5 separate regions of the Mus musculus genome follow, and regions 1, 2, 3 and 4 are each linked to region 5. The links are chromatin loops, found by intact Hi-C in ENCODE. Cell type or tissue: left cerebral cortex. All regions are shown on one strand.

Region 1 (5,000 bases), 1.9 Mb after region 5:
AAACAAATAAAAGCTCAGAATTTCTCATACAAACCTACATGGAAACTTCATGTACACTAAAAGTTTACTGATTTTATTTTATTCCCTTGTATACCAACTTAGGCCACTAACTGTTGGAAACAATAATCCAGAAGCTCAGAAAATAGCTCAGGGTCACCAACTGACTTGAGGCTGATGCCATTGTTCATCTCAACTGTACTAAATTCTTACTTTCGCTTTATTCAGGTGTGCACAGTCTTTACCTTTAGCCATCGCTCCAGCCCGACACCAGATCTCTTCCGTGAACCTGGAACTCACCAACTCAGCTAGAGTGTACAGGAAGCCATTTCCAAGAATCCTCCTGCTTCTGTTTTCCCGGAATTGGATTACAATCTCATCTGGTATTTCCAGTGGTGGTCAGGAATCTGCACTGTAGTCCTTTTGTTTGAGCAGTCAGAACTTTACTGACTACGCCCTCTTCCTGGGCCCTTTTTAAAGCTTTTGACTACTCTTGACACGTTGGTCAGCTACCTTCAAACATGTGCCATTGTTGATTTCCCCGTTTTCTGTTGTATTTTCTAGAGGCTGCTCCTACAGAAAGAGAGGAGGTGACCTTTGCTAAACAAAGCGATTATTCTGATGAATTCTTAGGAATGTTGGCCTTCCTCGACCATTGTGTGCCTGACAAAGATACAAGGAACCATTTTATGGGGTAAGACCATTCTACGGGAGCTCTGCCTCATCCACCCATCCACCCATCCATCCACAGACATTGATGTATATGTCTGTTTGTTTATATGGATATGTGTAGGCATATTTATGTATGTAAACATGCTTGAACACTTGTGAAGTGGATAGAGACAGACCAGAGTGTGAGTGTATGGATGTATATGTGTATATGCATATTTACCTATGTAAAGTGTTTTAACTTTTTTCCTTTCCGGTTCACAAAAAGTTAGCCATCATATTCAGTGAAAGGCCAGCCAAGCCAGCTGCTTGGAGCACTAGCAATAAATCCATTACCTAATACCCCACTGTTAAGCAACAACAGGTTATAGTTTGCCTGAAGCCGTGGCTTCTGGCCCCACAATAACAAAGAATCAAGGTGAGTAAATATTATTAATAGTAAGCAATCCTTACTAAACCAAGTCTAGCTTAAGGTCTATCCCACTTGGCTACCTTCAAAAGAGGACCCAGTCCCAGCAAACACAAGTCTCTCTCTCTCTCTCTCTCTCTCTCTCTCTCTCTCTCTCTCATCCTCTCTGATTCTCTCTCCCTTCCCTTTCTTTTTTTCTTTCTTTCTCTCCTCTTTCTTTCTTCTTTCTTTCTTTCTTTCTTTCTTTCTTTCTTTCTCTCTTTTCTCATACATTATATCTCCACCACTGTTTCCCATCCCTCTGCTCTTCCAAGTTCTCCCACCTCCTCTTTCCCCCCAGATCCACTCCTCTGTTTTCCTTTAGAAAATATCAAGCCTCCCAAGGATCTCAACTAAACATGATATAACAAGTTACAATAAGATTAGAGACATACCAGCCAGGCGTGGTGGCGCACACCTTAAATCCCAGCACTCAGGAGGCATAGGCAGGCGGATTTCTGAGTTCAAGGCCAGCCTGGTCTAAAAAGTGAGTTCCAGGACAGCCAGGGCTATATAGAGAAACCCTGTATCAAAAAACAAACAAACAAAAACAACAACAACAACAAAGATTAGGGACATACCACTATTTCAGGGCTGAACAAGACTACCCAATAAGGGGGGGCAGGGCAAAATCAGGCAAAAGAGTCAGAGACCATCTGTTAGGAGTCACAAAGAACACCAAGCTACACAACCATAACACATGTGCAAAGGACCTAGGCCAGACCCATATAGGGTCCCTGAATGTCAGTTCAAAATCTGTGAGCTTCTATGAGGCCTGGATAGTTGAGTCTGCGGAAAATGTTCTTGTGATGTCCTTGAACTCTCTGACTCCTACAATCCTTCCTTTCCCTCTTCTACAGAACTGTAGGGCATCTTTCAAATGGAGTTCCCATCCCATTGTGGGTGGTGACATTCCTAGGCTGGTGATCCTGAGCTCTATAAGAAAGCAGGCTGTGCAAGCTAGCCAAGGCAGCAAGCTAGTTAGCAACACTTCTTCATGGCCTCTGCATTAGCTCCTGTCTCAGATTTCTGCTTAGTTTGAGTGCATATTCTGACTTCTTTGATGATGAATGGTAATGTGAACGTGTAAGCGAAATAAACCCTTTCCTCCCCAGTGAGCTTTTCAGTCATAGTGTTTCATTGAAGCAGTAGAAACCCTAAGAAGGACAGTAGGGAATCAAGTACATAAAATGGATGCAAAACTTGGTGACTGGGAATAAAAGCCCCCCCTGCCCCAACACATCATCTGTCACATACTGACATAATGCTGTCAAGAAGGGAATGTGTGGCTCACAGTGGGAACTATAAAGACCTCAAGGACAGGCATGTCTCTCTCGAAGAGCCAGAGACAGTGTCTTCTAATCTCATTTCCAAATGGGAATCTATCTCTCTATATCAACCTTTATGAAGTGCTTCATAATCCAAGATCAATTTGTGCTACTTTAAAGAAGCTTGCTTAATTTTCTTTAGAGAGCCTGCTTTCCCTCAGTACCATGAGGGGATGTGAAGGTGTGGCCATCTAGTGGCAGCCTTAATTATAACACCCTTCTCCAGAACCAGCTCCTCTCTAAATGGGGAAGGAGATGGTCTGAGATCTCTATGCATAAATATTTCTCCTCCTTAGAGACCATAAAGATCTTCGAAGTACATAAAAAAAATTGACTCTTCTACCTCAGCTTTTATGACATCTACTCTCACAGACTCTCACAGAAGTTTGAAGGAGCCTCGTCAGATTGAGTTTCCCCAGGGAAGAGAAACCAGTCACTCCCTCTGCTTCCCCGGTAGCTTCTATTTATAGTTTGTTGCCATTAGGTTTTTTTTCCCCCAATTCACAGACTACACATTTTCTCCAAGTCCAAAGGGAAAATATATGAAGAGTGTCAAGCCTGACTATCAGTTGCAGTATATGGCCAACCCACTGAACCCCCATGTTACCTGTTGCCACATTTGATGGTAATAAGAATGTTGGAATAAGAATGCCTATATAAAACATGATTACTTGAATGCCTGTTAGTTTTATCCCAGAACTAAGTGATGAGATCCTGTTGCTTAAGATGACATATGCTTTAGCCATAGAACATAGAAAACTCAAGCTGGAATTGGGCTAGCAGCTCCCTCCTTATTGGAAGCAGGAGCTAATACAGAGGGCTTGAAGAAGTGCTGCTTGCTGCCCATGGTTTGCACAGCCTGGTTTCTTACAGAGCCCAGGACTACCAGCCTAACAATGTCACCACTCACAATGGGATGGGACCTCCACATCAACATTAATTTGAAAGGTGCCCAACAATTCTGTAGAAGAGGGAAAGGAAGGATTGTAAGAGTCAGAGAGTTCAAGGACATCACAAGAACACTGTCCACAGTCTCAACTAACCAGGGCTCATAGAAGCTCACAGATACTGAACTGACATTCAGGAACTCTTTGTATTGTTAGGAGATATTCGTACTGCTGGAGGATAGCTGTAATCAGCAATATTATTCAGCTGTGGACTTTGCATCTACACTGCTGACCCCTCCAGGGAAGAGAAGCCCACTGGTGTAATAGTGGCAAATCTGTTATAGTAATAACCTAAAACTTTCATATTGAATTTGAAGCCTGCTTCATAGAAAGGAATTCACATCAAATACTGTAAATCCAATCCAAAAAAATAAAAATGGTAAGAGAATTCATAGGGTTTAGAAGAGGTGACACTGCTATGTTATTTTTGTTTGTTTGGGATTTTTTGTTGTTGTTCTTTCTTTTTTAAATGGCTGTGATTGTATATGAGAAACTCCCTTTTAGATAACCATATTTATTTCAATAGAGTAATACCACTATTAGGTTTGATCAGAGAAGCTTCTTTTGACAGTGGTTAGCATTCCCTACAGAGACTCATAATTGGTTAAACACTGAGGATAAGACTGTGATAAGCCAAAAGTGGGACATACATATTATCTGCCCCAAGGCTCAAGAAGCACTGTGAAAGAGGGGGGGGGAACGTAAGGGGCTGAGGAAGTGGCATGACATGCCTCTTGTACTTTTGGCTTGACCCTAGATAGTACGTTGTCATTGTCAGCTAGTCCTAAGAGCCACCTTGTTCAGTACAAATATTTTCCCCCACAGTGAGGTGACTTCTAGGAACGTACCCATGGTCCTGTAAACAAATCTCAGTCACATTCCCACACATTCTTGTTATAGCTCTAGTGAAATTCACTGAATTTCAATCTCTCCCTCTCCCTTCTCCTTTCTCTCTCTCTCTCTCTCTCTCTCTCTCTCTCTCTCTCTCTCTCTCTCTCTCTCTCTCTCTTACACACACACACACACACACACACACACACACACACACACATACACTTTCACACAGACACACAACACAAAACTGGAAGAGAATCTCATAAAAGAAATGGGGTTAAATTTGTGAGTTTGGGAGTAGAAGTGGAAAAGAGATGGAAAAGAGGGTAAAAATAGTCAAAATACATCAGGCATGAGTGTGAAAAATGAAATGGTGAAACCCATCATTGTATAAATTGAATATATTCCATTTAGAAGTATTTTAGGATGCTTTATTGAAACAGAATTACAACACTTTCAAAAAGTATTATTGCTATACATACATATGTATGTATAAGTATACACAGATATATAAACAAAGCCTATAAACACATGTTTGATTATTTTGTGTTTATATGATTTAGGGACTGAGCACTCTTCATTGAACAACCTGTAACGGGCTCATTCATAGGCAAAGCTATTGCTCCTCCCAGAAGTCATTAGCTGCCTGCAGTTCCTTCTGGAGGGGCGATACTTAGTAATATTCCCCCCTTGCAGATGGGCATATTCATTGATAGTGTCATTGTTCAAGTCTTACTTTTGAAGTAATTTCTAGGATAAACTCCTCAGTATACTTCC
Region 2 (5,000 bases), 1.7 Mb after region 5:
AATACCTAATTTAAAAAAAAAGAAGTAAGGCTAGACAATGTTTTTCTGATAAAAGATGGACTACAAAAGCTCAGAAAATAATCTTGAGAACTGGCAAATTAAATTACAAAATCATAATGAAATTAAGACAGCTCTCCATAGCAAAAAAAACAATAATAATAATTAAAATTTAAAAGATTAAAGCTCACCACAGTGAAAAGAAAGCCTTACAGAAGGGGCGGTGCAGGGAGGTCAATTATGCATGAAAGAGGAGACTAGTATCTAGAACATATGAAGAACAGCAAAAATTAAAGACAAAATGAAACTAAGTCATCTAAGAATTTGTAGCCTAATGAACTGGATGGACAAGGTGGGGTGAATGTGGTTACAAGCAATGGAACTAGTAAGGAAAGCCTAAGAGGGACAAAGTGGTGTTGAGGGGACAAAGGGAAAGGGTAATGGGACCCTTGTGACATGAAAGAAGAGGCTCTGAGGCTAAGTGAGGATACATAGCCAGGTCAGGTTAATAGGAATGAACATGACATGAGAGTAAACAAAGTAAATATTGTACAAAACTGAATAATATGTGTGTTAATTTAAATTTAAAAATAAAGCCACTAATAAATATTTGAAAATTTATTCAACATCCTTCCCCATCAGGGAAATGTAAATTATATCTTTTTTTTTAAATTCGGTCTCACACCAGCCAGAATATCTGACATCAAGACAGCCAATGACAACCAATGTTGGCAAAAATGACCTTCTTCAAAGAAGCTGGTACAGGCACTACAGATATCAATGCGGAGGTTCCTCATAAATAAAACATGCAACTATAATTCATATGCTTTTCTAGTTACACCACTCCTGAATCTTACACAAAAGCATCTAAGTCATTACCCTGCAAGCTCTATGTTCACAGTATTCCAATCACTGTGACGGTCAGCCCCTTGATCAAGCTACTACCATCCCTTGTCTAATTGCAGCCAACAGCACTGCTGAGTCTGTGCTCCGCACTCTCAGGCTCTTCAACATTGAAGGGTCTCTTTAATTGAGGGATAGGGAAGTCAGTCTTGTGGCAGATACTCACTAGATCACTCCTCATCCCTCCTCACTCAATGCCCCATCTTCTCTCTGTTAACCGTTATTCTACTCTTGACATGGTTTTACTTCTTTGCCTCTATCTTCTCTATTTACTCTCATTATATCTGAGCTTGAATCGGAATTGTGAATTTCATCTTGAAGAATATAGACCATTTCGATATATCTAATATGTTTTCCAGCTCTATAATCAGGTAGTTCTTTGCTACTGTACTCATGAGTGAGCTTTTATGTCAAAGCCTATTTTGGAATGTCAAAAGCAAAGATTGTTTTCACATGTCTTCCTTTCCTTGGTTTAAATAATGTCCACTTGTCACCTTGGACCTACCTTCATTTTTTCCCCTTTCCTTTATTTTACTCTATTACAACTTGCTCAGTGGCTAGGCTACTTATTTCCTTATTTTTGGTTTCTTTGCTTAGACATTTCAATTTCTCTTACATAAAGTAAATGAATTTTCTTGGATTCTCCTGACACTATATATGGATGTTGGTTGGAAAAGTAGAATTTTGCTATTATGTGGACCTTTGAGTAAAGGTGTGGACACTTTCAAGAAAAGGGCTCCTTTTGTTTGAATGTAGTCTGTTTTTGATAGGGAAATGTCTTATTTCTTCTGAAATTAGGTTAAAAGAGGCTGGGCTTGGTGGTGCACATCTATAATTCCAATATTTAGAATCAAGAGGCAGGAGTACTGCAAGTGTGAGAGGCCACCTTGGTCTACCATGACAACTTCCAGGTAAACCAGAGCCAATTAATGGGACTGTCTCAACAAGTGAATGAGGAGGGACAGACATAGAGAAACAAAGACAGAAAGAGAAAGACAAACAGACTGAGAAACATGACAGAAAGAACAGAGAGAGAGACAAAGACACCAATTGAAACACAGTGACCAAGACTGAGATCAGTAGCTAATGGTTGCTTCCAACAGAATCCATTCCATCCTTGTTCTTCAGAAAAAACCTGTGGAAGAACCTGGCAGGCTTCTCCATTATCCTGCTACACAGTGACCCCTGGTGGTCTTTTCTGTCTACAGAGAGGTGGAGAGCTTAGTTGTGTTTCCTGTGAAGTTTTCCAGTTACTGGAATCTGCTTTACTTATCTCAAGGTCAGAACAGTGCACAGGGGCTCCCAAGATGTGCTTTCTAATCCTCTCTCCCCATTGAATTTGCGAAGTGCAGCAAAGAATTAGTCATGAACCATGTCCTACTAGAGACAGTTTGTTCTCAAAGTTTGTGTTATGGGGTTGAGGTATGTTCCTCATTTGGACTGGCAAATCTGCCTCTTGGTTGTTCAAGAGAATAGTACTTTGTCACTCGTATTGTGTTCCCATTCTTTAATATTAGTGGTGTGTGTTTGTGTGTGTAGTTGTGTGTGTGTGTGTGTCTGTGTCTGTGTGTGTTTGTGTGTGTGTTTTTTCCATTTCTAAAATTGTTTTCTCTATCATTTTAAAATTCTATGTTTATATTAGACCTGATTATAATTGTAAGGTGCCCAAGTCTTAACTCTCTTCAGTCATTGTGCAAAATAATGTAGAGCAGGAATTATCGGAATAACTCTGATACATTTACATTATTTGACTTCTGTTTACAGGCTATCAAACTTAATATGGAATAGACATATTTCTTCAAGAAGAAGGGGAAACATCAGTACCGCATGAGAGAAAAATGTTTTGACTCCACTTCTCTCTAGAAAGTAGACATCACATTTCCTTTTTTATGGTCTCACTGCTTTTTCTTCTCACATGATTGCTGAGGAACAGGCTCTCAGAGCAGATCCATCATCTCCCAGATCCAGAGGACTCCCTCCTATACCAAGCTACAAGGGTCTTTTCTCTAGCTTCTCAGTGAGCTTGCTTTGGTAGGGATCTACCATGATTATGTCAGCTGCCTTGGTTATGTCTGCTCATTCAATTATTTCACAGTCATTATTCACTGGGTGCCTTGAATGAGCTAAGCACTGCTCCCAGTCTAGTGGGAAGACAAAGAACCACAATCAGGCTAATAACCCCAGGTATTTAACATCCTGGGTAACAAGGTTTGATGTAAATCATAGCAAGAATCTCCACAGTGAGTTTTTCTCTTCCGAACTAGCTGCATTGTTATGTAAAGAGGTTCCTGACTATTATTCAAGATCCTTCTCAGTTGTTCTCATCACAGAATAACAATACTACTAACTGGATATTCCCATTTACTGTACTCATCCTCAACAGATACTCTGTTTTGTTTTAAAGGTTCTCTTTTTTTAAAAAATAATTTATTTACTTATTTATTTACAACCAAAACATTGCCTCATCCCACTCCCCTATCACAAAGTCCCTCCCCGTATTCTCCCTCTCATTCTTATTTGAGAGGGTCACTTCCCCCCCCCCCCAAGTGTCCCCTCACACTGGCCCATCAATTCTCTGCAGGATAAGGCACATCCTCTTCCACTGAAGCCAGACAAGGCAGTCCTACTGGGGAAAGTATTCCACAGTCAGGCTACAGCTTTAAGTTCTTAACAGTCATTTCTACTGGGAAGCAAGCATATACATCTTGCTTCCTTCCAGACCCTTAGCACCCAGGTTATAAGCTCATATGTTAAATAGATACCTGCCATATATTTAAGTGGAAGAATGATCATGGAACAGTTTGGAACCATTGGTAACCATTTGCATTCCTTCTTGTCCTTAGACAACACCTTCATGGTACAGTTTTCCCTTCTGGCTCACATGCCCATATGGCCCCAAATATCCAGAGCACCATTCTTTCCTTACTGCATGCTTTCTAGTCCACTGGCTACCTTGAGAGTCCCCTATTCCTTTTTTCCTGATAGGTTCCATTCTTCTACTTTCTCATTTACAGTTTTCACACTTTTACCTGACTCTGACATCTTCCTTAACAATCTGAAATTGTGAGTGCACAAAGCTTGCTAGGGAAAACAGCCAGGTCTTCTGGGATGAAAATAGCACACGTGTGGATATTTGACAGTAGTGCCTTTGTAAATAATGAGTTATTTGACATCTGGGCCTATTTAAGGAGGGGTGTGTATGCGGAAGAAGCTTTGACAGCCAGGGAGGTTTAATTAGCGCAGAGGTCAAGGCCATGCTGTGAATATTTTTGTAAGATAGTATGTCTAATTGTAAGGCAGTTAGGCTGTGCTTATGTCAGACTGTCAGGAGTTTTCGGTTTAATGAGACAGCACAGCGAATCTTCACAGATCGCTGACCATTGTTTGAAGCATTGTGATGATAGCTGCATTTAAAGTTATTGAGCTTGTGTTTAAATAAATTATGCAGAGGTCAAAGAACACACACTTGATGTTTCATAAACAGCCAGGACTAGTGAATCACAGCTTCAGAGATTGAAGAAAATCTTTTTAAAAACTAATTGCATCCTGCTTCTCACTGTTACTCTTTCTTCATAGACAGTTCATATGTTGTAAAAATAAATAGATAGATAAATGATTTGTATAAATGGCTCCTATGAAATTTCTCTGTAAATTCTATGACAAATTATCAGGTTTTTTTAAATTTTTTATATCATTTAGTTTTTGAGACAAGATCTTGGTCTTTAGACCAAACTAACTTGAACCTCATATCAATCCTCTGTGTCAGTCTCCCAAATACTAGGATTCTGATTGTGAACTGCCACATCCAGCAATATATTCTGGTGGGTTGTATTACAAGTAAGCAATATGCACTAAAATTGCATTGATCACAATCCGTGAACTAGAAAATTGAACGTTAAGCTATGAGTTTACTTTCAAGTAGATGGAGAAGCATTTTGTTGAAGCCTGATCAGATACATACCACTGAGTTCTGTACTTTTTTTAAAAGCTGTAGTTTTGTGGAAATATTTAGGAATATTTTTATAAAGCTTGTTTTGGTATCTCTCCAACTTGGAGAGTGAACATATTTAAAATAAATGAAGATTTTTAGATGAGATAAC
Region 3 (5,000 bases), 210 kb before region 5:
CTCAAGCTTATGGAGGCTGAGTATTTGTTCATCATTTACAGCTGAAAATGTTGGAACCAGGTCTTCTGGCATGAAAGACAAAGCCTTTACTGTTCCTTAAGCAATTCTCCAAGTGTGCTCCCAGTATTCCTGGGGGACTGCCTAGACTGAAGAACATGGTTGTTATGCATTTATATTTAGTCTTCCATTTTAGTTAAGTTTTACTTTGGGGATAAGGCCTTATTCTGTAGTCCAGGCTGTCTTAGAGTATACTGTGTAGCCCAGGCTAATATGAACCTCTCAATGGTCTCCTGGCTTCATTCTCCCAAGTGTTGTGATTATAGGTATGAGACATTCATGACACGTGGCTTGACATTCAAATTTTCAGTACCGATATTTTCCTTCTCAAAATGGGTTTAATGACAACTGTGAGATAAACTGAAAGGAAAATATTGAGGAACTATTCAGGCTGAAAATAGACAGAGCTTAAATTATGCACAAGATTTGGGTAAACGTTTTATCTTTCCATATCAGCCCTCAAGGAGGGCTGTTGGAAATTAAAAACAAATACACTCTCACCTGGAACCTAATTCCTTTCTGGTTAACTCACCCAATCTTGACCATTCCAAGAGAGCGTTTATAGGTCCAGTCCATTTTGCTACAACTGGAGTTTTCTGTGCAACTGCACAATTTATAAGCACTTGACAACTAAATGTCAGTGTTAGAAGAGAGTTGTGTGGGTCCACCTCTAGTTGAAGAATGCATAAAGATGGGAATAAAAATTGTGGACAGGAAAGAAAAGCACCGTGGCTTTGCTCCTGCACAGCTTGGGATTATTCCGTCTGTATGCGAATGATATTAGCACACGTGCCACTCTCTCCTAGAGATGCCACAAGTAAGGTCTGGAGTTGGATCCTCAGTGATGAAAAAGAAATGAAAAGTTCCCCCTTACAGATGAGCACCTTAGGTTTGTGTGCCAAGTCCTCTGTTCTTTCCAGCTTAGGGTCATATCTAGAAAGTCAAACAGAGGTTCTGACCTGGATCAGGTTAGCACAAAGACACTGACAAATCACTGGCAACTTCCTTTCATCTCCCATCTTTCATCTTCCCCAGTAGTCTACCAAATCAGCTACTTTTACTCTGTTCTCACTAACCTCAGGGGCACTTTCTTCTTTCCCTGATATTCATCTCTTACAGTACCTTCTCCATGACTGAGACTGCAGATAACTGCATTCCTTGGCCATACCCTAGCTGCCAGGAAGGGCTTAGCATAAGTCCATCTTAGCTATTGGTCCGAGCCACTAATTCACTACAGCATTTGCCAGTGGCCTTCATCATGGTCCTGTCCACTCAAAGGCATCATTCTGACCAGATGGGGTGATGCTGTAGTTCAAACATTAAATGTCTTCACAGGCCCCTGTATTAAAAACTTGGTCCCCAGTTGGCTGTGCTGTGTTTTGGGGGGAATGGCCACTTGACAATGTGGTTCACTTGAGGCTGAGGGCATGTGCTAAGGGATTGGATCTTGCCCTAGCTTCTTTCTTTCTGCCTTAGGGGAGCACACCCTGCTGCCTTGATAATATGTCTTGCCTCAGGCCTAAAGCAATGAATATAGCTGACTAATGTCTGAAACTGTGAGCTAAAGTACATTTCCCTTTTTGTAAGTTTCTGTGTCAGGTAATTTGTTGCAGCAATTATAATGAACAGAATTGGAATCTTGTGGCAGCTTCGTCTCTGACTCAAAAGGGAGGTCTCCCAGCACTGACCCTTTGCTTTTAGTCAGATTATTGAGTTGTAGCCCCTTGGAGTTAAAAACAAATGATCAAAATGGACTAGCCCCCCTGTAAAATAAGACTTGAAGGAAGTCAAGGTTTTATTGCTCTTGACAATTAGGAAGCATGCAAAACTGCTACAACCAGCCCCACATGGTGAGGGCTTGAATAGTCCTATTCTCTAAGTTTGGCTCTCACGTCCAAGTGAGGAAGTATCACAGCCACAGAGGACAAACATACCCTCACTTCCTGACCAACCATATAGCATGCTCCGCTTCTAGCCTCTTCTATTGAAGCTTCCTCTTACCATGTCCATGTCAGAACTTCAGGAGTTTCTATTTCTGTACTACAAAGTAACCCACACCTGCGTCCAAAGCAATCTACATCTGCCAACACACAAGGGACAATGGATGACTCCTTCTGGGTAGCAGGCTCAAAATACAGAGTTTTACTTTTCTCCTTTGCTTTGGATTTGTTTGTCTACACAGAGCCTGTGACCTCCTACACATTGATTTTTTTAACGCCCCAAAACTATCCCTCCCCCCAGAAGATGCAGCTCTAGACCTCCTGGTTGTCTCTAGTGTAAAGATTCTGTCCCCCTTTGGAGGTAAAAGGCACAGCAGGAAGTATCCAACAGGAACCTTTCTCTTGACGAGCAGGCAGGAGGGACTCTGAAGACTCAGGCATTCTCTTGAAGAAGTATAAGGGATAGCAGGTTCTTCTAAAAGCCACTGAGCAGGCTAGGTAACTGTTTCATCTCAGGTTCCTTCTTCTTTTTCCTTCCATGATATGATGATCACGACCCGTACATACCTTTGTTGAATCTTCCTTTTCAGGGATTAAAACTTGAGTTTTGAGCCCTGGCCTATCAGTGTGACCATAATCTCAGTGGATACATTTCTTCCTAGCCCACTTCCTGACTACATGATCAAGTCCTAAAGCCCGCATTCTGCTGGCTCCATCCACTCCACTTCCAGCGAGCTCCTCAGCAATTCTTTTCCTAACTTCTCCTCAGCGCATACCCATTGTTACTGAATATCAGATGTGGCACCAGCCAGTTAAGTGTTATGCCATCTCATCAGGCTGCTGTGTGAATCATGTAGCTTCTCTACCAGGCCAGGCTCTGGCAGGGTTTTTGAACAAATTCAGAAGCGACCACATGATGGCACTAGAAAGCTACAGATGCTCTTAGAAAGCGTCAAGCTGCCCAACCTCAGGGAGTCAAGATCTATCTGCCTTTGCTTTCCCCTCAAATATTACAAAAGTGAAAACTGGTAACAGTCAGCAGTCCCCTGAAAGTCTTAATATCTTCTTGCCAATGATCCCTCTTACTAATCAATAGCCATTTGTGTTTGACATTTGTCAAACATTAACTCTCCCTCTTCAGGATCATCCTACTGCCTAACACAGATCTCCACTTTGCTCTCAGCACATGAGAATTCAGGTCCTATTCTCCCAGGGGCTACAAACACAGAAATAGATACACCTAGATTGAAGACGGTTTAAAATGTCATTTCTAAGCATGAGTGAAATGATTTCATTTTTTTTTTTTTTGGTCCGTTGTTACGCCAAGTAGACATCAGCCATTTCCCTCCCCACATACCAAGCTTAGCAAATCACACGAGTAAATGAAAAATGCCCATATCTAAAAAAACTCCTTCCACTGCCCTGGCTGATCACCATGCACTTACAGAGAGAGCACTGGCAAGGTTACCCAGGTAATCATATAAGCATTTGATAATTCCTTTCATCTTCTCTTGGCTCATGCAAAAGTCTTTGGGTCTGAGGTTTGTTTTCTGTATGCTTTTAGGAACAGAGCACTGGGGGAATTTATCTGCACTCCTTATTTCCTAATGTAACCTCATGATAGCCTGAAAGCCCCCAGGCTCTCTATGAAAGGCAGCTTAGCTCAGTGGGAAAAAATAGATCTTCGGGGTCAAGTAGAGGTGTGTGTACCAGGGGGCAATTTAAATTCTGTTTCAATCCATACTTGTGACCTTGGCAACATGTTCTTCATTTCTTTATCCCTCAATTTGCTTTTCTGGGAGCCCAGATAAAATGTGCTGCTTTCTCAAGATGTTTGGGTGATTAAATGAGATAATATGCCCAATAGGTGTTTAGAGATGGATGTCTAATTCTTCGAGCAATGTGGATGACCACAGAGTAAGGCTCAGCAATAGAAAGTCTCCTGGCTTTTTAGAAATACAAAGTAGCAAATAAGACAGTTTGAATTTGTAGCCTAAACCTGGCAAGACAGTTTTTGCAATCGATTTAGACAAGGAAAGGACGGCTTTCAAAACCTCAGTGTCTCAGCTTATAGTGAAGATCCTGCCTGAGGTGCTCAGTAAGATGAATGGCTAAGATGATGACCCACGTCCTTACAAAAAAGAAAAAAAATTAACCAAAAAAAGACAGCTGAATACAGAGAACTGTAAGATGAAAGCACAGATAGGATGATACATTTTTGAGCTACAATGGCCAAAGATTTAAATACAAATAAACCAACAAACAGTCTCCCACCCCTGCCCCCCAATCCAGGAGAGAGGTTCACATAGCTCCGAAGGAACTGTCTCTTTTATTTAGGAGCTCAATCCCAGTAGTGTAGCCTTGATCAGCAGCTGTCAAATTGGACTTAACACTTGATCAACAAGAGGGAAATCATGCCTACTACCAGAAAGCTACCCAACTACCATGGGTAGCAAAGTCATGGATCTTGGGGGAGAACTCACAACTGCCACTTTCCTAAACCCATATAACCCTCAACTACCCTCTAAATATTGGTCCTTATACTAACAGATAAGTGTAATTCTTACTGTTCATCAAGGCAACTTCTCTTTGAAACAGTCAGAGACCATTACAGAAAACCGCAGCTAATCAAAATGCAGAGTTCTAGAGAGCAGTCTCAATAGATACATCTACAAAACAACTCAGCACCTAAGACTCAGGGAACATCATAGAAGAGGGGACAGAAAGATTGTAAAGAGCCAGAGGATCAGAGAGCTGCTGTGAGATTTGTCTCCTAGTAATGTCAGAAGCTACATCCATGAAGTCTCACCAAAACGACTGCCTAAACATGAGCTTAAAAACAAGGACAATAACAATAGACATGCTGAAGTAGACAGGGGAATGCCCAGGACCCCTCAGCCCTACACAAAGAACTATAGTCTTTCCCAGGGAAGAGCACACCAATTGATTATCCAACACCAAATTGTCATCCCTAAACACACATATAAATAACATTATGCAGAC
Region 4 (5,000 bases), 480 kb after region 5:
TGGGTTATGGAGATTGCTTAACAGTTAAAGGGGTTGCCATACAAATGAAATTCTTGGAGTTTGGGCTTCCAGGACCCACATAAATGACAGTGGCAGGGGAGCCTCCCTGTAATTTTAGTATGCCAAAGGATCACTAGAGCATGCTGTCTTATCCAGACTAGCTCTTATCAGAGAGTTTAAGGGTCAAATGAGAGATCTTGCCTCATTAAATAAGATCGAGTAGTCAAGGAAAACTCCACTGGGCCTCCACATATGCACACATGTGAACCTGCATATACGCAAACAGGCATATACACATACATATTAAAAATAATCACAATAATAGTATAAAAATAAATGTCTCTCAATAAAGATATCTTCGTTGACTTAAACAGTAGAATGTGTTTTTGGATGCATGTGTTATTAACACATTAGAATCTTCTATATATATCATCATGTGAAAATAACATTCTTACTACCTATACATTGTCTGTGTTCATGTTCATTCCCAATCAGTTCTATCAGGGTTTCAGTAAGTCATTGATTTCTTTCCTCTAAACATGTGTCAGACTAGTCACTTCTAGAGTTTCCTATTCACTCTGTGAAATTACACAGCATGAAATTACACAACCTTTGGTTGTAGCATATCTTGCTCATCTGGGTCATCTATTTAGTCCTTATTTATTTTAGTTGCTTATTCATTTACATTCATGAGTAGTATTTCATTATATTATTCTCCTATAGTTAATCTGCTATAATACATTACTTGTCTATTATCAGTAAAATTGTTTTGAATGTTTGGTTATGGTTTTGTGTGGGGATATATTTTCATTTCTTCTGGACGAGTATCGAGAAGGCAAGCTGTGGCTTGTTTATTATTGTATTTTTAAAAATGACTAAGCTGACTTTTAAAGCAGCTATATAGGTTTCTATTATTTCAAGAAATATTTGAGATGCTGGTGAGATGGCTCAGTGGATAAAGGCAATTGTCTGAGTTCAATCCCCAGGGTCCATGCAGTAGGTTCCATCTCTTTATCCATATTCCTATTAGCTTGCTTTTCTCGTTGAATTTTAAAAGTTCTATATTCATTATGGAGGCAATCATCTTTCAAATGCAGGTATTATAACTCATTTCACCAGTTGTTAGTATGTCCCTTTGTTCTTAAGTGCTTATCAAAGAGCACTTTGAAAACGTGCACATAGGCTGAGTTTAATTTAATTTTTATTTTGTGCTTAAATACTTGCCTCAGTTAAGTTAATCTTTGAGCATGCTATCCTCATAGCCTTGACTACTGACTGTGCCTATATCTCCAACTCCAATCATTTGGCTTCTCCTATATCCATCTATCGTCTCCTCCATTCACCTATTTGAGGTCATCATTCTCCTTGCCTCAATTGCCATAATGATGTTCTCAGGCAAGGTTTTCAGTGTCCATCTAATCACAGCATTTTCTGCTGAAGACAAAGCAGCTGTTTCTCAGTGTAGTTCCTCAACAAGATTTGGATTTTATTATGATTCCTCAGTGTTCCAGGCCCCAGTCTTCCTTTTCTCTAATTTGTTCTAAGCCATCGCTCTCTACCTAAAATGCTTCTCCCTTCAGCCCTGCTAGATTTGTACCTCTCTCGGAAATTCACTTCTTTTCCTCTTATCCTCTGCCAAGACTTATTATAGCTACTTTTATTAACCTAAGAGGTATCACTTGTACTGGAAGGTCTGCTCTAATGTTCAACAGTGGTTTGGGTGCCACTGACAGGGTTGCTCATTTAGTGAGATGAAAAACAGAGAGGTAAACATGCCTTTTGGTTAAAGGAAGGCTGGAAAGTGAAAATGACATCATGAAACACGCATTTTCTAAAATGGGTGAAGTGTGTTTCTAAAATGCGAGGAGTATGTTTTGTTGTTCACGCACACACTATATGGTGCAAAACTTGGAACAGACTGGGAAATACTCCATGTTCAACACTAGAATCAGAAGGATTCTTAATAGTTTTGAATAGTCATGGTCCAAGGACAGCGGGCAGAGTGATGAGAGGCCCTTAGGGGGCAGCAGAGGATCAGATAATAAGACAGTTGTCATCAGGGGTGCATCCTTGTCTAAATAGAGACCACTATCATGGGTCTGGAGCTTAAACTATTTACCCTTTCATTATCTAATAATAGGTAAGAATCACATCTAGAGGAGTTGAAGTTGAAAAAACTCACAAGTTCAAATGTATGTGAAAAGAAGCACACAGATGGCAGTTTAAGTTCTGTGGCCAATGTAAAATTACCCACTTTACCAGGAACCATGGGAATGAACTCAAATGATTACAGATGAAACAGACCTTCAAAAGAAAAGACACGCTATCACTGTGTGATACATGGGACATGCGTATAACTCTTGGATGACATCTAAAGGAGGGTGTAACTCTATTTGAAGATAGTAGAGGGAGCTTGAATCAGAACTAGAAGATGGAAATGTATCAGGCTAAATGATGTATGTCAATGAGGCACAAGTTGGAAAGGTGGTAATGCTGATATAAGAGATTGATAATGTCTGCTGGATTTTTAGTGTTCTTAAAAACATGTGCAAATATAACCTTAATTCTAACAGATGAAAGAAAGAGTTAGCATCCTTGTTTATATATAAACAGACAAAGTCACCTTGTTCATGTTCACATGAAAGTCAGGCTAGTCTAACACTTGCTTCAAGTCTCCAAAATGTTAGTAGGCTAAGGCCTTGGGTTCACAAGTCATTATCTGTGCCTGAAGGCCACAGAAAGATATAGTGTTCATCACAATTCCTAGAGAATTATGTCAAAATTGATTCTGACTCAGGGTGCCTAGGATGAGGCCAGAGATTGCACATAGCTGGTAAGGCAACAGGAAGTGTCTGTATGGCTGCTCTGTAGAAAACATTGGGAGAAACGTGGATCTACTCAAGCCTACTGCGCTTTCCATCATGAGACAAAATGTTATTGTCCTCTTTTGGACTTGAAAAAACAAGGTAATGTGGGTATCACATGTATGGGATGAGGGACTTAACTCACAGAGTAGCTTCTGAACCATGAGATCTGCTTGTTTGGATTTTTCCCTGCATCCTATTTCTACACGAATGGTTTTGAACAAACATTTATATTTGTTTGTTTGGTTTTTTGTTTTAAAAAAATCTATCAAACAAGACTACAAAAACATCAAGTATAAAACTAGTCATTATACTTTTATGTCAACAGTGCATATATTAAGCTGGTTTAGATGATGTAGATTGGCAAAGTTTTGGACATCATCTTCATATTCATTTTCTTCCTTTTACTCAATTTTAATTTGTAGACTGTTTCAGTGCAGCCCAATATCTGCAGCTTCATTTAGATTAGATATAAAGAAATGACTTTATGCCCTAGCATAAGACACTTATAACTGGTATGTGAGTCACTTGTCTTGAACACAACTAGTGGTATGGATATGAAATACTGGTTTGGGAAAAGAAACTGAATATGATAGTGGCTTTTTCTGCTAGATTCCTACATGTGCAAATTCATGTGATTGTAGTAGGGAACTTTCTTTAGTGGGCCACAGCTCATAGTTGACAGGTTTTGTGATAAGTCACTGGGCTTGTGTTATAACAAGTTAAATCAGATCAATTTTATTCATTCTTAATTCTCCCTACATCTCATCAGAACACTCCTAAAATGAGATGCATGTAAACAGATCTATCTCCTTTAGGGAGATGACAAAACATGAACATAAATGTCAGAATGCTTTTCTGAGAAGGAAAATTTCCTGCTGTGACTGATCAAGAGAGGGATGACAGTGCCAAGCTAATTTTAAGGATATGTTTGAAGAGCAAAAATATTCAAAATTAGTTATTTGTGATGAGGGTTTTGAGATAACTATAAATACTATCACTATCATTTTTATCATTATTGTTTTATATTTTCAGACAATTTATGTGTGTTTTGAGATTGTCAGTGATTTCAGTCATTCTCTTAAATTTTAAGGGAAAGATATGTTGGTATTTCATAAATTGTAGAAAACATATGCTTTATTTATAAAAGACGTGAGTCTAAGTGAACCTCACAGTCTTGGACAACCTCCTGTGTGTGTACCACTTTACAACCCTGATTCCCCACAATCATGTTTTAGCTACTTTACTGTGATAGAGACAGGTATGGCCATCTGCTCAGGCTTTCCATGCCAGTACTCATTTCTATGGGTTTTCTTCAATCACATACATTCAGAAAGTACCTAAAGTACCTATGTCTTTTTTTTTTTTCTTTATAAAACCTTACTGGTCAAATAGAAATAAAAACAGGCTGAGTAAGATTTCTTGACATAACATTATTTTTAAAGCCACTAGGTATTTTACTTGAGAGCAGGCTATCCTTGATATTTCTGCATTGGGGAGGGGGGTTTGGTTTCTTCTTATTTTGACTTTTCCTTGTAATTTTTGTTCAGTAGGAACTGATCTGTTTTGTTTATGTATTTTCTTTCTACATATAATCACCAGATGGACTGATTGTGGAACGAGTGAGGACCTTCGATGACTACACTATGTAAAAATCTCTTTATTGGTAAAAGGAATGGATGTAATAATTTGTGTAATAAAAAAGAGATAAATAGAGAACAAGTTGTTTCACCTGATTTCTGCCAAAGTAAAATTGCATAATGATATATATTATGGTTGGATGCATACTGTGTCAAATAACTGTTAGTCATAATGATTTTTAATGTCAGATCCTGGCATGCTAACAGAGAAAGACAAAAAGAAAAGCTTTTAGCTAAGGAACCCATGGAATACTTAGACCGGAAGACTGTCAGGAACATTCTGTATATTTAAAAAAAAACATTTAAATTATTTCTCAAAAAAAGAGAAACTAAAATGTCAACTCAGGGTAAGCAGCAAACTATGACATTCTTAGGCCTAGGTCTCAGTTTATATCTGGGAAGAGGATCTTTGCTGGAGCTGGTAGTCACTGGAAATTCAGCTAGAAGGGAGGAGGAAATTGGGGAGATGTTTTATGTCTTATTTTAATATTAATAT
Region 5 (5,000 bases):
CCCAGTGTATTCACTCACCCCTGCCTCTTATAGCTTAAGCTCACCAAAGCATGCAAGTTCAATGGGATTCAGCCCCAGATCCTCACTGGTCACTTATCCTGAGGTAGTAAAAGGAAAAACGTGTAGCCTTTGGCACGGTGGTGGAAGCGATGACTTCCCTCGCCTTTGCATGATAAAGGTGAAGTCCTAAGTTCCAATCGTTTATCAAACCTCCCAGAAAACAGCAGCGTGAGTGGGATTTCAGGCAGGCTTTACTCACCTCTTTGATCTTTGCCCTCTTCTCACGGATGGTGGCGTCAGCGGGCTCCCGGTTCTCTACCCCGACGGGGGGCAGGAAGTCCACCTTGGGCAAGCCCCTAAACAGATCCTTGTCACGCAGCTGGTCCTGGGCCACCTTTTCCTTCTCCAGCAGAATGTCTCTTTGGATCTCCTCCGGCAGCTTCTGCAGGGTCTCCTTGGCTTCCCTGAGAGCCCGCTCGTGGTTTTCGCGGATCCTGGCTAAGTTGTCTTCCAGTCCAGCTCCAGGGTCCCCAGGCGCGCCTTCCTCGCGGTGCCGGACTCTCCCCTCGGCGGCATCCTCCGCACGCGCCCCGAGCCCGGGCTTGTGCTCCGCCGGCGGCTGCAAGGCAGGGTTGGAGTGGAACAGGACCCCGCTGAGCAGCTTGGAGGAGTCAGGCAGGAAGAAGATTGCCCCGAAGCAGAGCGTGATGAAGGCGCTGAACACCAGCAGCAGCACGAACTTCTCGGTGAGGCGGAAGGCAGCGGGGCCAGACCCCTTCCTCCCGCCGCCAAGCCCCCCGCCCAGGCCACTGCCCAGGCCGCCGCCCCCAGGGCTACTGAAGAGCGGCAACAGGCCCCCCACGGGCATCGCTCCGGAGGTTGTAGCCGCCGGCTGACAGTCTGTCCAGGGGCCCGGCGCCGAGCCGCTCAGCAGCCAAACTTCGCTGCCGCCGGCTGTCAGCGGCTGCGGGGCCGGCTCTTGCGCATCCAGGCCGCCCAGAGCGCGTGTCTGGGCTGCGGGTCTCCCCGCTTGAAGCGGCTCCCCTCCGGCGATCCTCGCCGGGGCGGCTCCTTTGGCAAACAGGCACGCGCGGCAAACCGCTGGCTGCAGCCCCTGTTGGGGGGAGAGGAGACAGTAAAAGCGCAGTGGTTAGGAAGGTGCTGAGAAAGTTTCCAGTGGGGTCTCCGCCCTCCCCTGGACCCGGGATCCGCAGGACCGTATCCCGGCAGGCAACCCCGGGGTCCAGCCGCGGGCACCACCCTCAGAGCCCACTTTGGACTTGGGGTGAAGTTTTCCAGCCGCGGAGGCAGGGTGTCCCGCGACATCTGGGTCAGCACAGCGGGCACCTCGGTGGCAAGGGCGGCGCACCTCTGGGCAGCAAGGGCGCCGCGTGCGTAGGGGGTTCGTCAACTTCTCCAGCTGCCCATCTCCGAGCGCTTCCCGGCGGGTGGTAGCACGCGTACAGCCGGGTGGCTCTGAGGCCCCGGGACACGGCTCAGGTGAGCGAGCGCACCGACCTGCCGGCGTGAGCCAGCGAACCAGGCACCGTACTGCCCTCCGTCGCGGCCCCGCCGTGCACTAATAGCACTGCCGGTCTCCCGAGCGGTCGGAAACGAGGGCGGTGACGCGTCCGGAGAGTGACAGCGCGTCCGGGCCAATCTTACGCCTCCCAGGGTCCCGCGGGGGTGGAGCCGAGGCGGGGAGGGGGCCGCACGGGGCGGGGAGTTTACGGGAAGCGCTGCCTCTCCGGGACCCGGCAGAGGCGGGGAGGTCGCGGCTCCCCTGGGCTCCCGAGGACTGGAACTGCGCCCGGGAGCCGTGTTAAGACTCGCCCGGAGGACCAGAGCCGGAGTTGGTCCGAGCTTATTCCGCCCAAAACCTATTCAAGCCGAAGCCCCAAAGGTAGTGGATCCCCGAGTGACCACTACTAATATGGTAGCGACAGCTTGCCCCAGTACTCGAAATTGGCGATCCCGAAGAGCATGCAGGGGATTGCGGGGGCAAGCCGTGGTTTTGAAGTGGTTTTGAAGGCTTTTCTCCAGCCACCCCTTATTACCCAAGACAGGGATTCCCCGGTGCCCAATAACTCTCAAATCCAAAGTCTCCAGGCTCCTCCACAAAGCTTTTGAGCTCTCTACTCTACCTCGTTAAGAGCCTTTTACATCCTAGGCGACTTGGGGTTTGGGGACTGCTTGGGGCTCTAAGTATACACCCTCTTCCCCTTACAATAAACAACAACAACAACAAAAGTTGTATGACTCCCCCACACTCCCCCACACCCCCCCCACTTTCGAAATTCATTTACCTCATCGCAGTTGGTCAAATTTTCCATTCAAAGAAGACAGTTTTATGCTGCCAGAGCTCCAAGCAATAAATTGAACCCTGTTGAAATTAAGTCTTGGATGCGACAACTCCCAGCGAAGGCAAGACTTGGTCCAACAGAGATTGTTTTCAACACAGCCTTGCAGTATTCAGTCTCATGGAATGTCATGGAAACTGGCTCCACCTCCCATGACATCCATTGGAATGCCCTGCTGATATTGCATAGATCTACATTTTGACCTGGCTGGGAACCCCCTGCCTCAGGGTGAAGAGACAAGAAAACATTTCCCAAACTGTGTTATGAATCCCCTGTTGCTCCACAAAGAAACAGTTACCAGAGGGAAATTTGACTGACTTCCCACTCCTGAAAGCTGGTTTGTAGCAGCTCTGTTTACCCTCAACCTTCTCCGGAAACATGATTTTAAAGTGTGCCCTTTACTTGTCTTAAACCAGAGGAAAACAGCTGGCAACTTCCAGGAGAGTGCCCACAGCACAGTTGTTTCCAGGTGTTGTGCTGTGTGCATAAAGTAAAAAAGCCAAGGCAGAAATCCTAAGGTCGTTTTCGTTTAAATGTTAATTATCATTTTTAGCCATCACTGTTTGTTGTGTATTGGGTTTGTGCAAAATGAGCCAGTAACATAGTCAGAAGTTCTGGTTAATAAGAAATTATGGCTTGATAAATGTGACTTCATAGCTTGATTATTTTGATACTTGCTATGAAATTCTATGCCCAGAAGAGTGCAGCATATCCAAGCAGGGTAATAGATTTAGCTCTAAAAATGAAAGCAATAATGTTTTCTTTTAATGACGAAAAGGTAAATTTCTTTCAAAGTACATTTGTAGGTTGTGCTTAGGTTGAAAACCTAATGACTGAAATAATAGTGTTTATCTCAATGAGACCCTTGAAACAGCTACCTCACAGAAAGGAAGACAGATCCCTAGAAACAGGGGCTAACTCCTGAGGAAGCCAGTTGCTTTCTTTCTGGTCATTTGGTGATGGTAATTGTGCTGCCATTATTTTTCCAACTATGTTTTAAAAATGGGATTAATTTTAAAGAGACAGGAATACCTATGAACTTTGATTTAATTTGGTATATGTATTCCAGAAAGTAATAAAATCAACCTTTAAGTACATATACAAGGATATGACAGAGAAGTCTTAACTAATTCTGTTTCTAAACTCCTTAATCTTGACTCCAAATCAATCTGGGAATTTAGGATACTTCCTATAGTGGATGCATTAAAAATTTAGCACATCGAAATTTAAATTTTATTTATATATATTATTTCTAAACTTTTAAGGGGACTGTTCTTTTTATTTTGGTTCACTTTTGTGACACTTACTTTAAGATTCCCCCATCCCACCCCACCCCCAGTTTATCATTAGATGTAGGTTTATTGTAATTAAAGTTTGGTTTTGATAATCTACTTAACAAAGAGTTAGCCTGTGTGATGGAATATAAGTCCACATTCAAGGATGCCCATCTGTGTGAAGCAGGTTGAGAACGTGTTGAGAAATGCCCATACTCGGGCTACAGAAGGTTTGAAACAGACTCACAGTGGAGTTATTTTAAGGCATATGCTAATGAAATCTGCCTTGCAAATCTCTTTATATAGCCACCCAAGGCCCCATGTATGTATGGAAAGCAGGGAGGACAGACAGCAGGTAAGAATGAGCATGCTATAGCGGGCTGCCACGGTGTCTTGATCTCAGTGCTTAGAGCTCTTTATCTTCTCTCTCAGAAAAACATGGAGATGGGAAATGAATGAGACTACTTCCAGTTTCTCAAGCCATGAATCTTTATTCTGTCTCTTGAGTGAAGACTGCAGCTTACCTACCTGAAGGAATGCCTTGATCTTTGTGAACCCAGCGGTTTTGACAGGACTACTGTTTACTCATTGTGAATGGGCTAGCATAAACTTGGTCTGTCTGTCTGTCTATCTGTCTGTCTGTCTCTCTCTCTCTCTCTCTCTCTCTCTCTCAGCTAGTCCTTCTGATGTAAAGCTCTCTTGTCCTGTTTGCCACTTACCTATAAGTGAATTCTCACTTTATCTCTCTTTCAGTACTTTTATCTCAGTGTCTTTCTTTAACAATTTGTAGATACTTATGTTTTGAAATTTTAAGAATAGTCAAAGCATTCTCTGGTTAATATGGCTACTTGAATTTCAGAGTTGTTTTTTTTTTTTCCAAAAATAAATGAACGAAAGGTAGATTTAGCATTTATAGTACCATAATTGTAAGCACAACTCAAGGAAAACTGGCAATATTTTAGCAAGTTAATAGTGTTGTAAAAAGCAGTGCATGGAGGGTGGTGAGATGACTCAGTGGTTAAGAGCACTGACTGCTCTTCTGGAGGTCCTGAGTTCAAATCGGAGCAACCACATGGTGGCTCAAAACCTACTATAATGAAATCTGAAGACAACTACAGCGTACTTACATATAATAAATAAAATCTTTAAAAAAGAAAAAAAAAGGCAGGGCAGTGGTGGCACACACCTTTAATCCCAGCACTCAGGAGGCAGAGGCAGGCAGATTTCTGAGTTCAAGGCCAGCCTGGTCTACAAAATGAGTTCCAGGATAGCCAGGGCTATACAGAGAAACCCTGTCTCAAAAAACCAAATCAAACCAAACCAAACCAAACCAAACCAAGCCAAACCAAGCCAAACCAAACCAAAC

Evidence for each region. Hi-C counts contacts between places; a loop is a spot of excess contacts. Peaks named below come from ENCODE experiments on the same cell type or tissue, not always from the same donor. Only the 100,000 strongest peaks of a DNase experiment are listed, where the experiment ranks them.
Region 1: it touches region 5 in a loop (2.8-fold over the local background); 5 of 42 quality-filtered maps call a loop at or near these places.
Region 2: it touches region 5 in a loop (3-fold over the local background); 4 of 42 quality-filtered maps call a loop at or near these places.
Region 3: a loop joins it to region 5, with 3 times the contacts of the local background. A loop is called at or near these places in 20 of 42 quality-filtered maps.
Region 4: it touches region 5 in a loop (4-fold over the local background); 5 of 42 quality-filtered maps call a loop at or near these places.

Annotation. Positions count from the first base shown.
Region 1 is chr10:55,977,688-55,982,687 of GRCm38, forward strand. No RefSeq gene overlaps it. Among named protein-coding and RNA genes, the nearest start is that of Msl3l2, 130 kb to the right of the region's middle. In left cerebral cortex, a CTCF peak has its summit at 2,641 (motif pointing left); a DNase peak (open chromatin) is centred at 2,637.
Region 2 is chr10:55,765,680-55,770,679 of GRCm38, forward strand. No RefSeq gene overlaps it. Among named protein-coding and RNA genes, the nearest start is that of Msl3l2, 340 kb to the right of the region's middle. In left cerebral cortex, a CTCF peak has its summit at 2,090 (motif pointing left); a DNase peak (open chromatin) is centred at 2,084.
Region 3 is chr10:53,860,750-53,865,749 of GRCm38, forward strand. No RefSeq gene overlaps it. Among named protein-coding and RNA genes, the nearest start is that of Fam184a, 110 kb to the left of the region's middle. In left cerebral cortex, a CTCF peak has its summit at 2,910 (motif pointing right); a DNase peak (open chromatin) is centred at 2,910.
Region 4 is chr10:54,556,818-54,561,817 of GRCm38, forward strand. No RefSeq gene overlaps it. Among named protein-coding and RNA genes, the nearest start is that of Gm25602, 150 kb to the right of the region's middle. In left cerebral cortex, a CTCF peak has its summit at 2,023; a DNase peak (open chromatin) is centred at 2,013.
Region 5 is chr10:54,074,157-54,079,156 of GRCm38, forward strand. It overlaps Man1a (mannosidase 1, alpha), which reads right to left and starts at 1,581. Exons shown (of 13, transcript NM_008548.5): 1 at 1,370-1,581; 2 at 260-1,114. The coding sequence starts at 868. It overlaps Gm16998 (predicted gene, 16998), which reads left to right and starts at 1,766. Exons shown (of 3, transcript NR_038016.1): 1 at 1,766-2,697; 2 at 4,067-4,247. In left cerebral cortex, a CTCF peak has its summit at 3,062; DNase peaks (open chromatin) are centred at 360, 623, 1,022, 1,158 and 4 more places; H3K4me3 peaks cover 2,704 bases; H3K27ac peaks cover 2,618 bases.